Linked DNA regions of Homo sapiens: region 2 is linked to region 1. Evidence: read pairs that join two places in POLR2A ChIA-PET (ENCODE). Cell type or tissue: GM12878. All regions are shown on one strand. Each heading gives the region's core, and the rest is flanking DNA. Links, peaks and the distances in the headings are about the cores only. Region 1 has its middle 6.6 kb from the start of SOWAHD. Region 2 has its middle 30 kb from the start of RPL39.

Region 1 (4,388 bases), core at 198-4,197:
CTTGGCTGAGTCTGCAGGCTCCTGGCTTGCAGGGAAGATTGGTGTGTGCTGAGCATTCAAAGGACACTTATAACAGTAGTCCCCTCTTTATAGGAAAAGTTTGAACCTAAGCATCTTAACTGTTAGCAGATCTGGGGGCCTGAGACAAGCGTTCACCCTACTCTTTCCAAAACGAAAACCAAATTACCTGGAAGATTTGAAAACGGTTTTCTGTAGTTTTCCTGTAGTCAGCTACTCTTCCCCACAGATTTTTCTCATCATGTGATACTGCCTAGCCTATCTCCTCCATGTAAAATTGAGGTTTGGCTGCAGGGGACAAACTCCCATGCTGAAAACTCTCCGTGCCTCACATCAAGCCGTTGGCATTTCTGGTATGCTTTTTGAGGCAAGACTGGTATGCTTACCCCAAGAGAAAGAGCAAATTCCCCGAGAAACCTCTTTCCAGGGGAGCAAAGTGGAGTTAAGCAGATGATGCAAGACTTCATTCTAGCAGGGGAGCCGAGCAAGAAGAGGAGACAGAAGCAGGGCTGTGATGGATCAGGGGGAGGGGGTGCTGAGGGAGCGCAGGAGGCAGGGCCGGATCCAGGTCAAGAGGAATAGAAAAGGCTTTTGGGGAGGAAGGTGGTGCCTGATCTGAGGCTCGAGGGGTGAGTGGGAGTTGACCGTTGAGTGTGGCAAGTACCATGCACTATAAAGGCAGAGGGTTTGGCAGGAGGGTGGAAGCTGGGGAGTGGTTAATGGCAAGGCTGGAGAAGTGGAAGGGGGTCCAGATCACCTAAAAGAGGTTCATGAAGTTTAGCCAAAAGGTAGTTGGGAATCATGGAGGGTTTATAAGCAGAGGAGTAGCATGATGAGATTTTGGAAGATCACTCTAGCAGTCACCTGGAGGATGAATGTGCCAGGGGAGAAAACTGGCGGCAAATGCATCGCAAAAGCAAAACACTTCTAAGCAATGCTTTCAGAAAAGTCATACTAACAAGGCTGTATGCCTGTAGTTGCTGTTTGCCTGTAGTCCCAGCTACTTGGGAGGCTGAGGTGGGAGGGTCACCTGATTCCAGGAAGTAGAGGCTGCAGTGAACATGATCGTGCCATGGCACTCCAGCCTGGGCAACAGAGCAAGACCCTGTTTCTAAAAAAATTAGTCATTCTTCACCCCAGGAAGTTCAAAGACCCCTGTGAGGGCAGTGCCTTTCAAACTTCTCTTTTTTTCTCCTCCAAAGTCTTTGCTCTAATGAAGCTTACCTAGAATCCCCATGTGTAAATCTCCCCACCCCCGCCTCTATTCTAGACAGACAGTCCTACACGGTGGCCCCTGGAGTAAAATTCAAAACCACTGGTGTGGTGGAAAGCTCTCAGCCTTGCCTGGGTTCAAATCCTAGCTCCCGATTCATGACCTTGAGCTACTTGCTGGCCTGAGTGGCAATTTCCTCATCTGTGAAATGGGACCAATAGAATATTTTTTGCAGGTTTGTTCTGAGCATTCAAGATAATGTATGTGCAACATCTGGCACACTGCGTGACACATAGGGAATAGGAAATAACAGCTGTTTGAAAGAATCCTAAGGGGCTCAGCAGGTTCTTGTGGCAAAACTCCATTATCTGCTAGGGTAGTCCAGGAGGGATCTTGTGGTTTACCTGCATTATGTCAGCTTTAAAATGAATTTGCATTTATTGCAAGTTATTTTCCATCTGTGCCAGAGGAGTGACTGTTCCTCAAAAGAGATGTTGGCTCCTCTGCTGATGTTCTTCACAAGCTATATATTTTTACTTTTGACATAACAACCACTTGCTGAAGTGCTTAGTATGGCTAAAAAGGATCCAGATGCTAATAGTCAACAAGATGGGAAAAGGCCCTGAAGGCATTTTAGAATTCACTAAGGGCAGGCTGGCACAGTGGCTCACGCCTGTAATCCCTTCACTCTGGGAGGCTGAGGTGAGGGGTTCAAGACCAGCCTGGCCAACATGGTGAAACCCCGTCGCTACTAAAAATGCAAATAGTAGTTGTGCATGGTGACGGGTGCCTGTAATCTCAGCTACTCAGGAGGCTTAGGCAGGAGAATCTCTTGAACCCAGGAGGCAGAGGTTGCAGTGAGCTGAGATTGCACCACTGCACTCCAGCCTGGGTGACAGAGCAAGACTCTGTCTCAAAAGGTGGATCACCTGAGGTCAGGAGTTTGAGACCAGCCTGGCCAACATGGTGAAACCCCGTCTCTAGTAAAAATATGAAAAAAATCAGGCGTGGTGGTGTGTGCCTGTAGTCTCAGCTACTTGGGAGGCTCTGAGGCACGAGAATCGGTTAAACCTGGGAGGCAGAGGTTGCAGTGAGCTGAGATAGTATCACTGCACTCCAGCCTGGGTGACAGAGCAAGACTCCATATCAAAAAAGAAAAAAAAAAAAATCACTAAGGCCACAGGCCTAGGAGGACAGAATGGGTTTTTTTGGGGGGTGGAAGGGAAGGAAAGAGGGTGCCACGCCTGGGGTACCACTGACCTGCATCCCTACTGCTCTAGCTCCAGCCCAGTCTCAAAGGGCCTCAGGTACTGCTCTGGCTGCTGCTCCCAAAGCCATAAGCCTTGGGGCTTCCACATGGTGCTAAGTCTGCAGACTTGCAAAATTGAAGAGTGACTGAAGGCTTGGCAACTTCCACCTAGATTTCAGAGGAAGTATGGGAAAGCCTAGATGCCCAGGCAGAAGTCTGCTGCAGGGGTGGTGCCCTGCAAGAATTCCTACCAGGGGCCAGTTGAGCTGTGGAAGCAGGGCCACCACCCTCGAGACCACAGAATAGTGCAGCCACCAGCAGCACTCATCCTCAGCCTCAAAAAGCCTGTGGCAATGGACTCTAATCCATGAGAGCAGCCACATGGGCTGCTCCCAGCATAGCCATGGGGATGGGGCTGCTCGAGGCCTTGGCGGCTCACCCCTTGCACCAGTGTGCCCAGGATGATGGGACATGGAGTCAAGGGAGATCATTTTGGAACTTTAAGATTTAATGGCTGGCCAAGGCAGGACGGTTGCTGGAGCCCAGGAGTTTGAGAGCAGCCTGGGCAACATAGTGAGACCTCGTCTCTACACAAAATTAGAAAATTAGCCTGGCATGGTGGTGCAAGCCTGTAGTTTCATCTACTCAGGAGGTGAGGCGGGAGGATTGCTTGAGCCCAGGAGGTCGAGACTGCAGTGAGCCATGATCGCACCACTGCACTCCAGCCTGGGTGACAGAGCGACAGAGCAAGACCCTGTCTCAAAAAAAAAAAAAAAAACAAAAAACGATTTAATGTCTGCCCTACTGTGTTTTGAACTTGTGTGGGGCCTGTTACCCCTTGCTTTTGGGGATATTTCTCTTTTGGAATGGGAGTGTTTACCCAATGTCTGTTCTACCACTGTGTCTCAGAAGTAAATACCTTGATTTTGATTTTTTTTTTTTTTTGAGATGGAGTCTCGCTCTGTGGCCCAGGTGGAGTGCAGTGGCGCGATCTCGGCTCACTGCAAGCTCCGCCTCCCGGGTTCACGCCATTCTCCTGCCTCAGCCTCCCCAGCAGCTGGGACTACAGGCGTCCACACCACGCCCGGCTAATTTTTTGTATTTTTAGTAGAGACGGGGTTTCACCGTGTTAGCCAGGATGGTCTTGATCTCCTGACCTCGTGATCCACCCACCTCGGCCTCCCACAGTGCTGGGATTACAGGCGTGAGCCACCGCGCCCGGCTTGATTTTTTTTTTATTTTTTGAGATGGAGTCTCACTCTGTCGCCCAGGCTGGAGTGCAGTAGCGCGATCTCAGCTTACTGCAACCTCCATCTCCCGGGTTCAAGCGATTCTCCCGGCTCTGCGTCCTCAGTGGCTGGGATAACAGGCACGTGCCGTCACGCCCAGCTCATTTTTGTATTTTTAGTAGAGACAGAATTTCACCATGTTGGCCAGGCTGGTCTCAAACTCCCGACCTCAGGTGATCCACCCGCCTTGGACTCCCAAAGTGCTGAGATTACAGGCATGAGCCACCGTGCCCAGCCTGATTTTGATTTTACAGGCTCACAGCAGGAAGGAACTTGTCCTGAGTCTCAGATGAGACTTTGGACTTTTGGAGTTAATGCTGGACAAGTTAAGACTTGGGGACTATTTGGGGGGATGATTGTATTTTGCAAGAGAGAAGGACATAAGATTTGGGGGGCCAGGAGCAGAATGATATGGTTTGAATATTTGTCCCCTCTAAACCTCATGTTGAAATTTGACTCACGGGCCGGGCGCGGTGGCTCACGCCTGTAATCCCAGCACTTTGGGAGGCCGAGGCGGGCGGATCACGAGGTCAGGAGATCGAGACCATCCTGGCCAACGTGGTGAAACCCTGTCTCTACTAAAAATACAAAAAAATTAGCCGGGCGCGGCAGCACGCAC
Region 2 (4,388 bases), core at 317-4,316, 56 kb after region 1:
ACGAGGTTTCACCATGTTGGTCAGGCTTGTCTCGAACTGCTGACCTCGTGATCCTCCCATCTCGGCCTCCCAGAGTGCTGGGATTACAGGCATGAGCCACCGTGCCCGGCCAACACCTGCTTATTATAAGAGTGTTTTGAGAAGGCCAAAGCTTTAGCAGCAAAATGCCCAGGAAAGCTTCACCAGAGAGTCCTTTTCTACCACGGTAATGCTTCTGCTCGTGCCTCTCATCAAACAAGGGCAATTTTGAGAGTTTCAATGGGAAACCATTAGGCATCCACCTTACAGTCGGGATTTAGCTTCTTCTGTCACTTTTTTGTTTCCTAATTTTAAAAAGTCTGTAAAGGGCAACCATTTCTCTTCAGTTAATAATGTAAAAAAGATTTCATTGATGTGGTTAAATTCCAAGGACCTCCACTTCTTAGGGGATGGATGAAATGACTAGTATGTAATTGTTGTGAGCAAGAGACATACATACATACATAAATGGCTAGTTATCATTGCTTATGAAAGTGTCTTGACCTTGGTGGATCTTACGATGAGAAGTTTATATTTTTTTCTTTTATTTCTATTTTCCACAAACTTTTCTTTTCTATTTTTCCTTTTTTTTTTTTTTTTTTTTGAGATGGAGTCTGGCTCTGTCGCCCAGGCAGGAGTGCAGTGGCACGACCTTGGCTCACTGCAATCTCCGCCTCTTGGGTTCAAACGATTCTCTAGCCTCAGCCTCCCGACTAACTGGGATTACAGGAGCCCGCCACTGTGCCTGGCTAATTTTTGTATTTTTAGTAGAGACTGGGTTTCACCATGTTGGCCAGGTTTGTCTTGAATCCCTAACCTCAGGTGAAGTGCCCGCCTTGGCCTCCCAAAGTGCTGGGACTACAGGCATGTGCCACCTCAATCCCCTGCCTTTTTGTTGTGGGGAGGATGGAGTCTCCCTCTGTCGCTCAGGCAGGAGTGCAGTGGTGAGATCTAGGCTCACTACAACCTCTGCCTCCCGAGTTGAAGTGATTCTCCTGTCTGAGCCTCCTGAGAAGTTTGGACTACAGGTGTGCTCCACCAAGCCCGGCCAAATTTTTTTTTTGTATTTTTTGGTAGAGATGGGGTTTTACCATGTTGGCCAGGCTGGTCTCAAACTCCTGACCTCAGGTGATCCACCTACCTCAGCCTCCCAAAGTGCTGGGATTACAGGCATGTGCCACCAAGCCCGGCCTTTTTTTGGGTGTGGTGGTGAGGGGGGCAGATGGAGTCTAACTCTGTTGCTCAGGCAGGAGTGCAGGATTGAGATCTCTGCTCACTGGAACCTCTGCCACTCAAGTTCAAGTGATTCTCCTGCCTGAGCCTCCCGAGGAGTTTGGACTACAGGTGCGCTCCACCAAGCCTGGCCAATTTTTTTTTTTTTGTATTTTTTGGTAGAGATGGAGTTTCACCATGTTGGCCAGGCTGGTCTCGAACTCCTGACCTCAGGTGATCCAACCGCCTCAGCCTCCCAAAGTGCTGGGATTACAGGCATGAGCCACTGCCCCTGGCTTCTGTTCTTTTAAAAATCCATATAAAGCTGGACACGGTGGCTCATGCGTATAATCCCAGCACTTTTCGAGGCTACAGTGGACAGATTGTTTGAGCCCAGGCATCTGGCAAACAGATGCCATGTTAGGAAGGGCTGGCAGGATGAATGAAAATCAGGCAAAAGCTCAAGGATGTTGTCTAAACATTTTGTTCTTATGGGACCAGAACAGTTGATGTAGTTTTGAAATTTGTCCCCACCCAAATCTCATGGAAATATAATCCCCAGTGTTGTAGGTGGGGCCTGGTGGGGTATTGGGGTTATGGGGCGGATCCCTCATGGCTTGGTGCTGTCCTCTCCATAGTGAGTTCTTACAGATCAGGTTGTTGTAAAGTGTGGCACCTCCTTCCCACACTCACTCTCTTGCTCACTCTGTGATGTGACATGCCTGCTCCTGCTTCACTTTCCGCCATGAGTAAAAGGTCCCTGAGGCCTCCCAGAAGCTGAGCAATGTCAGATGCCATGCTTGTACAGCCTGCAGAACTGTGAACCAGTTAAACCTCTTTTCTTATAAACTACCCAGTCTCAGGCATTTATTTATAGCAATGCAAGAACGGCCTAATACAGGAGTGAACCATGAACTGATCTTTCTCTGGTGGACAAAACAAAGGCAATGCCTGTGAAGGCAGAAACTAACATTATTCATCTGCTTTTGATACTTCCAAGAGGCTAATACAGTATAAAAAATTTAATTTCTCAAAACTCACAGCTGGCTGGGCGTGGTGGCTCACGCCTGTAATCCCAGCACTTTGGGAGGCTGAGGCCGGTGGATCACGAGGTCAGGAGTTCAAGACCAGCCTGGCCAAGATGGTGAGACCCCCATCTCTACTAAAAATACAAAAAATTAACCAGGCGCGGTGGCAGGTGCCTGTAGTCCCAGCTACTCAGGAGGCTGAGGAAGGAGAATAATTTGAACCCGGAGGGTGGAGGTTGCAGTGAGCCGAGATTGTGCCACTGCACTCCAGCCTGGGTGACAGAGTGAAACTCTGTCTCAAAAAAAAAACAAAAAAAACAAAAAAAACCTCACAGCTGTTTACTAAAGTTACTCACCACACTTAGCTTCATACTTGACTGCTGTTACTATGTATTGACATCAGAACAAAACAAACTGAAACTAAAAGTTGATATGTAACAACAACAGACATTGGTGCAGTTTCCTTCCTGGAGAGGGTAGGCACCAGATCATGAGACCTGAGATAAAACAAACTAGATTGTCAAGAATCCAACAAGGACTACATTTTACCTCTTAATAGAAAAAATGCTGGAGACAAAACGAGATGTTTAAAAATATTCTTCATGCTAAGCTTATGTAAGCAAATAAAAAAACAAAAGTAACCCTAAAATGTTAGGACATTGGATACAGAAGTAACATGACTATTTAAATGTTTGCATCAATGAAAGTTTGTTCTATCCTTCCCTGTACTTATAGACAAGGACATGCTTGTTGCTTCTACACTACCCAAAGTCAACAGTTATCATTAGCAATGCAATAGAAATAGATGGGAATAAAGCTTCAAAGCGACTCTGCTCCACCAAAATTTAGAAATTCAATTCAGGATGAACAACAGCTTTTGATTTTAAAACCAGCTCTTACTTTTCTCTCGTGTCACACGTGATGAAGTCCTCACTTGACATTTCCCCTGCAAATTGCAATGCATGTCCTCGCCATCAGCATTTTCTGACACTTTAATTTATAGAAATTGCAAAAACAATAAAATTGTACTTCCAATTCTGAACCTCCGACCAGATTCCTTCTTTGAGACAAAACTTACTCTTCTGCTGCGTACTCCTCTCCTCTTTATTTTTTTTTAATTTTTTTGGAGATAGAGCCTCCCTAGTGTCACCCAGGCTAGAGTGCAGTGGCACGATCATGGCTTACTGCAACCTCCACCTCCTGAGTTTAATCAATTCTCCTGCCTCAGCCTCTCGAGTACCTGGGACTACAGGCGCCTGCCACCAAGCCCGGCTAATTTTTGTAGTTTTAGTAGAGACTGGGTTTCACCATGTTGGCCAGGCTGGTCTCAAAGTCCTGACCTCAGGTGATCCACCCATATCGGCCTCCCAAAATGCTGGGATTACAGGCATGAGCCACCACGCCCGGCCTCTCCTCTTCTTTTCTATGGCTAATACCACTTTCCTGCTTTCTTTCTACTGCTGAATCTCCAGACTTGTCATCAGGGTGCCAGAGTCGACCTCGGCCTCGAGCTCCTCGATGGTAACACTGCATCCATGGACAGTCCTGAAGTACAATGAAATATGTTACTGTTACAACAATGCTACTAAGCTTTTACATGAGATTTTTAGGTTATACCTTATATATTAATATATACTAAAGCCCAGTCATTTAAGACCAAATATATGAGGGCATGGTAAATGACAACTTGCCCACTTCCTCTCTCCATCTCCAAAGAAAAGCAACCATTTCCTAATTATTATTTTTTATGTCTGGTTAAATTTATTTTCTTTGGAGACAGGGTCTCACTGTGTCAGCCAGGCTGCAGTGCAAGTGGCATGATCCAGCTTCGACATTCCAGACTGAAGGAATCCTACCACCTCAGCTCCCTAGTAGCTGGGATCGCAGGCCCGTGCTACCACATTGGGTTTTTAAATTTTAGCAGAGACGGGGTTGCCCTATGTTGCCCAGGCTGTTCTAGAACTCCTGAAGTTAAATGATCCTCCTACCTTGGCCTCCCAAATGCTAGGGTTACCTGCAGGAGCCATCACGCCTGGCCCATTTCTTTTCTTTTTTTCCTCTTTTTTTTTTTTTTTTTTTGTCTGAGACAGAGTCTTGCTCTGTTGCCCAGACTGGAGTACAGTGGTGTGA

What was found. ChIA-PET counts read pairs that join two places held together with the same protein. Peaks named below come from ENCODE experiments on the same cell type or tissue, not always from the same donor. Only the 100,000 strongest peaks of a DNase experiment are listed, where the experiment ranks them.
Region 2: POLR2A ChIA-PET joins it to region 1 with 6 read pairs; 5 of 35 experiments call an interaction of 5 or more read pairs at or near these places.

Annotation. Positions count from the first base shown.
Region 1 is chrX:119,762,979-119,767,366 of GRCh38, forward strand. No RefSeq gene overlaps it. Among named protein-coding and RNA genes, the nearest start is that of SOWAHD, 6.6 kb to the left of the region's middle. In GM12878, for the core only: no CTCF peak of the experiment used is centred there; no DNase peak of the experiment used is centred there.
Region 2 is chrX:119,819,241-119,823,628 of GRCh38, forward strand. It overlaps a transcript of UPF3B not described here and the pseudogene LOC100422368. Among named protein-coding and RNA genes, the nearest start is that of RPL39, 30 kb to the left of the region's middle. In GM12878, for the core only: no CTCF peak of the experiment used is centred there; a DNase peak (open chromatin) is centred at 2,661.